Regions from separate parts of the Mus musculus genome. Here region 1 is linked to region 2. A link is a loop called in an ENCODE intact Hi-C map of the cell type or tissue named here. Cell type or tissue: heart. All regions are shown on one strand. Each heading gives the region's core, and the rest is flanking DNA. Links, peaks and the distances in the headings are about the cores only. Region 1 holds the start of Pdha1 (pyruvate dehydrogenase E1 alpha 1). Region 2 holds the start of n-TVtac3 (a tRNA gene).

Region 1 (2,908 bases), core at 206-2,705, 630 kb before region 2:
TTTGTCTCAAAAAAAGAAAGAAAGAAAAGAAAAGAAAAGAAAAGAAAAGAAAAGAAAAGAAAAGTTAAAAAGCTACTTTCTGGATATGTTCCACCACAACAAAAAGTGAGAAAAAAACTGGGTACTTCCTATGGTGAATTCGACTCTAGAATCTATTTCTTTTTCCCTGCTGTAAGGTGAATTTAAAGGAAACGGTAAACGGCTGTCAGACAAAGCGATACAACACCTAAGGTTAGCTTCTAGTGTCGAAGGAAGATTTAAAAGTGTTCCCAGCTTCCTAGTACCCTCTTATACTCCAAAAGAGGAGCACATGTCTTCAAAGCAGAAGGTATGATTTTTATTGATTTCGGACTCTAATGCAACTTATAGAAACTTTGATTCTAGTCAGAGCTGTTTATTTTTTCTTTCCACTGAGAACAAAGCTTCTTTTCGTTTTCAATTTTATTTCATGCCCAGCCCCCAAGCTATAAACAAATTTCCCTTCAACTAACAATTTCTGCACACAAGAAACTTGTTCAAACAAACTGAAAATCAATGATGCACTTTTAACACGCGTGAAGATCGTGGCCGAATTCAGGACACATACTAAGAGCTCAATAAATGTTGGCTATGTCGTAGAAATGTGCTTTGCTGCCGGTTCAGATTCAAATGGTGGTTTTCCATTCCTTGATGCAATTCCTAGAGAAGGACATTTCGACCTTTCTACAACCTCCCCACACTGAGCAGAATTGCATCAAATCCTAAAGAAATCAACAGAACCAGAATTACAAGTCAAAGCCTGATGACAGTTACACCAAGAGAAGGCAACCTCTGTGTGGCTAGAGGTCAAAATGCTAAAAGCTTAGGTATTAGACAGCTCTTAAAGCCGGGCCATAAGTCTTAACCTCTAATCCCAACTCTCCGAAAACCATTGCTGTTTTCTTTCGCTACTTTGAACTCTAAGCCTCTGTGTGTTTAAGGGTAAAGGCGGCTTCCTCTGGGTTATGCTCGATTGCTCGAAAATTGACTGCCAAGAAAAAGTTCAGAGGAGCAGGGAGTGGAGGAAGTTTGTTTTCCGTGAACCTGACCTCCCTGAACCTTCCTCAGAACAGAACACAGGTGATCCACAAATGCTCACGCAGCTGGACACCGGCCCTTGGCAGGTGCCAGGCAGAAGGGTTGGCATTCGTGCCACTGACCAACTCAAGATAACCACCCCCCCAGAAGGTAGCGTCCTCAGAATCTCCATTATGGAGATGAGAGAACTAGGCCCTCAGACGAGTTTTTACATATCCTGCTTCTTGATGGTTCCTGGTGCCAAGGCTAGTAAACGAAGAAGTCGGAGTGCGCACGGAACCTGACTCCCGGGACTGGGAGCTCTTTATTTCGTCTTACGTGGCCTCATAGCCAAGAGCAATGACATGAAGGAGAGTGGAAGTCAGCGGAGTCCAGAGAGGCTGGAGCAAGCCCAAGCTCCGCCTCCCAGTGTCCCGTAAGGGACGAGCAGTTGTGGGGCGCTGCAGGGGAGCTGGCGTGAAGCTCCGCTGGGGGCGATCGGGGGAAGCACAGCGGACCGGGCCCGTTCTCAAGCCGCTCTTCCCCCGGCCAGTGGCGACACGGACTGCGCGGAAAGCCCACCCAAGTCCCGCAGCTCGTCCCCAGCCCCCAGCCGTGCGCTCCAGGGGGGCCCGGTCCGCCCTCTTCCTGCCCCGCCTCAGGCCGGCTCCAGCCCCACCCCGGCCTCCCGGGATCAGGCGACCTCACCGGCTTCTGCGCAGAGCCTGCCAACACGCGGGATACAGCGGCAAGCATCTTCCTCATGGAGCGCAGCAGACTCACGCGGCGGCCGCGGCACCCAGGCACTCAAAAGGAGTGGTGCGGGCGTCCCCAAGTCTCCTTGAGGCGCCCGGAGCCGAAGCCACGCCCAAAACGCAGTGACGGAGTCGCGACGGCATCACACGCCGCGCTAGTCTGCAGGCCAACCAGAATGGTTGCTGGCGATGGCTACGCCCTTCTGAGGAGGAACATGTGGCCGTCCATTAATTAACTAAAAAATGAGGTGGGGCTGTGGCTGGAGGGTGAAGAGGCCGGTGTCCCAGGGCGCCTGCGTGGGAAAGTGGGGGGCCCCGGGGCGTGGGGAAGAGGCCTCTCCTTCCTTTTGCCCTGAGTACCACAGACCAGCGAAGAAGTGGTGAAAGCGGGTCCTGCCCTTTGCCCAGTCGGGCCTGTGGTACAGCTTTGGCAGGCAGCCTTGTTCCATTACACAGAGAAGCCATGGTGCCAGGGCAAGAAAGACAGATCATCTGGTTTCTAGAAATGGTCCTGCCACTAATTTGTCTTTAAAAGGTCACATATTCCTTGCAAAGTGTTGCCCTGGTTGACTTGGGTGAGATTTAACAGTTAAATGCTGGATGTTGCTGGGTGTGGTGGCACATGCCTGTCATTCCTTCCTTAGGGAGTCTGAAGTCAGATGATAGCCAGAGTTGGAGGTCAGGCTGTCTGTTCAGTTCAAGACAAGCTTGGACTACTTAGCGAGGCTATCTAAAAAAAAAATCAAAATAAGTAAATGAAAGCAAATATTAATCGTTGACCATAGACATCCAAGAGTTTAGCTTTAGCGTTTATTCTTTGATTTTTTGTTAGCTTGCTTCTTTTCATGGGGGACTCAGTTATAGACAAGCAGTTTGTCTGTCCTTTATGCTTGGGAAAAGGCAGAATCCTGTATCTCCTGTGTTGTTGTTACCCAAACACTATTAAGATTAGGACACGAGACTTTATGAGAACACGGGAAACGTGCAGATGATGATTTCTCAAAGTTCAAACTGTTGCCTGGATCGGTCAGCTTCACATTATCACTGGGTCAGAGAAACAGAGGCTGACTTTTCCATTCAAATGTCCAGCATGGATTGGCCAGGTAGCATTTCTAGGA
Region 2 (2,908 bases), core at 260-2,759:
AACTGGTGAATAGCCATACCATGACTAAAATTTCACTTCCCTCCACATCTGTGTCCATGCCACCCTATCCCCAACCTACCCCATTTCTTCCCTCTGCATTATCAGAAAAACAGGGGTTGGTGGATGGATGTTATTTCTAACCAGTATCATATCTCCATTATTCTGCCAGCCTCAGAGGAAGATGCTAGGAAAAAGAACAACTACCACCCTAGGTCACCTCCTCTAGGATGGTTAAAGATGCCCCCAAATGGTTTTTAGTACGTTTTCGAGCTTGAGGGTGGTGAGCAGTCCTAAGGATGGTGATAAAGACCCATCCAGAAGCCCCAGGGAAGGCAAACTAACACAATAAAAAGAGAGAAACCCACCTGAGAGCCTTTGGTAACAGAAAGTCCTCACAGCCTTGCCTTCCTTGAAGCAGGGTCAAGCCGCTGGGTGTAAGGCTCTGTGGCCACCGTTTGAATTCTTCATAGCCTACCAAACCAAACACAGGACAATCACTTTCATTCCGCACCAGGCCTCTCAAGTTAAGTGACAAAGCTGGTGCTATTTCCTCTGTGACAACCAGGAAGAGCTGACCTGTATACAACCACTACTTAGTCTAGCCCTAGACCATAGTAAAAGAAGATATTGCATTAACATGACACGGGGTTTCTACCTGCCACAGACCCTTTATGTTCTTGGATGAAAGATATACATAGCCTCATGTTTTTAACTATGTCAGGAGAGGAGAAAGGAGAGCCGCCATAGGTTAACTAAGCCATAAAAACATGATCAGATAGGCTGGCCAATTGGAGCCAAGAACAGCATAGATGAAACATAGTAAACAATAAGCAATAATTCGTTATTATTCGTTATTATCGGTGTTATCGATAAGGAAATAGATTCTAACAACATGAAGGGTAGGCAGTTGCCCAGCTATTGTGCTGCCTAAGGCATATTTAAAAAATACAAGGCTGTGTGTGTGTGTGTGTGTGTGTGTGTGTGTGTGTTTCATCCGAGAACATAAATGGTCTAAGGCGGAAAAAAAAACACGCCTAGATTATTTAAATTTTTTTTTTTTACTACACTAGATAAATGGGACAGAAGGAAAAGCCCTGAGAATTTTATCCCCTTGGTGACTTCAGGGAGGGAACAATGTTGGGAAAGGCGAGAGGAGAGTGAGAGGGCTGCAGCCTTGGACCATTTCCAACCCTGCCAAAGCAGATGCCCTCATACCTTCTGCCAGAGTAAGGCAGTCCAGTCCCTGTAAGTGTGGGAAGGAAGGCACAGCTGAGGGATGTGCCAGAGGCAGCGGTTAAACTGTAACCGGCCTGGGGTAAACTCTAACGGCCTGGCCGCTGCTGGGGGAAAGTTTGGAGTCACGAACTTAGAGGGACCCGGGCACCGGCTCAACCACGGCTTCGGGTAGAGTACCTGAAGAACTCCTGAACCCCGGCTCAAAATTCAGCTTTAAACTCCCCGCCTCTGAGAAGGGGCGGGGCCACGGCAGAGGGCAGGATTTCCCGCGGAGACGCTGAGTCTGTTGCGCACTCTCAAAAGGCCGAATAGTCATACCACCCTTCGTGGTGGTTCCATAGTGTAGCGGTTATCACGTCTGCTTTACACGCAGAAGGTCCTGGGTTCGAGCCCCAGTGGAACCATAGCTGCAAAGCCAGCTGACATTTTTTCCCCAAAAGTATCTTAGATAAAAAACCGGAAAACTTTTATTTTTTGTTTTTTCTACCTACATTTTTCCCTAACATCTTTATATCTCAGAGACGAAACCACAGACACCTCGTCTCCACCAAGGTCCCAGCCGTTGTCACCAGAACTCCCAGAGTGGAAGCAGAGCGATTCAGAGCCTTAGCCGCTGTTTACCCCACTTCGAGAAGCTCCACTATACTTTACCAGGAGCGGCCCGCAGCAGCCCCTTCGAGGACAAGCTGATCCCCTGAACTTCCCACGAAAGTACGTCAACGTAGCCATGCTTTAACTGAAGCTGCCGTTTTAAAAAGTTGATTGTGATTAAAGATTAAAAACACCTTATTCAACTCTTTAATATCTTATTCGACTCTAAAATGCAGAACAAGAACAAAAGCATAGTTCTTTTCCTTTCAGTGTAGTTGGAGGGTTAATGAAGGAAGAATTTATATATAGTTTAGAATACATGGCGTGCTTTTAAATTTATTAATTAAATGTAGTCCTTGACAATTTCATACTTGTATATAGTTCATCCCCGATTACTCTCGCTCCCTACTCATGCCAGGCTTTACAAACACATCCAGTACGTGCTGGCTGATAACTAAATGTTTCTCTAGTTCGTTTTAGTTGTTGTTCACATTATTACAATTTTGTTCAGGGAAGAGAATTTCTTGGGAGGAGGAGTGAAGAGATGTATTTATCTTTCACAAGAAGAATGAGCAAAAGGTTTTGGGGGGGTCCTCAGGGTCAAGGGTGAGATGGTGGGAACAGAGAACTAACCGGGGAATGAGAAACTAGATTTTTTTTTCTTGGTTTGGAATGAAAAACTAATTTATTTTTCTTGGCTTCTTCCCCGACCCCAGCCCTCTCCCCCCACCTCCACTGACACCTCCACCCCCGTTTTGCTTATGCAGCATATAAATATACATCATTTGTAACTAAAAAAAATACAAATAAAATGTGATTTTTCCTATTAACAATCAATTTACTCTTTTTAAAACTTCAGCTATCCAAATGCACAGTTCGGTACTGTAAATACACTCATGTTGCTGTGGACACATTTCCAGATTTTTTTTCTTGCAAAACTGAAACTCGACGTCCAATGACCCCATTCATCCCATCAACTTTATTTTTAATGTCCATGTAATGATAGCAGAGTATGCCAGACATTGACATAAGTACTTTTTTTTTAAATGAAGGGAATCAAATGTGAGACACACACACTCTA

The links. Hi-C counts contacts between places; a loop is a spot of excess contacts. Peaks named below come from ENCODE experiments on the same cell type or tissue, not always from the same donor. Only the 100,000 strongest peaks of a DNase experiment are listed, where the experiment ranks them.
Region 1: it touches region 2 in a loop (7-fold over the local background); 3 of 42 quality-filtered maps call a loop at or near these places.

What each region holds. Positions count from the first base shown.
Region 1 is chrX:160,136,513-160,139,420 of GRCm38, forward strand. Pdha1 (pyruvate dehydrogenase E1 alpha 1) reads right to left here and starts at 1,918. Exons shown (of 11, transcript NM_008810.3): 1 at 1,744-1,918. The coding sequence starts at 1,800. Gm39547 (a long non-coding RNA gene) reads right to left here and starts at 1,735. Exons shown (of 2, transcript XR_878293.1): 1 at 1,269-1,735. In heart, for the core only: a CTCF peak has its summit at 1,502; DNase peaks (open chromatin) are centred at 1,459 and 1,929; H3K4me3 peaks cover 2,260 bases; H3K27ac peaks cover 1,986 bases.
Region 2 is chrX:160,764,543-160,767,450 of GRCm38, forward strand. It overlaps n-TVtac3 (a tRNA gene), which reads left to right and starts at 1,568; the gene lies at 1,568-1,640. It also overlaps a transcript of Rs1 not described here. In heart, for the core only: no CTCF peak of the experiment used is centred there; a DNase peak (open chromatin) is centred at 1,539; H3K4me3 peaks cover 1,366 bases; H3K27ac peaks cover 436 bases.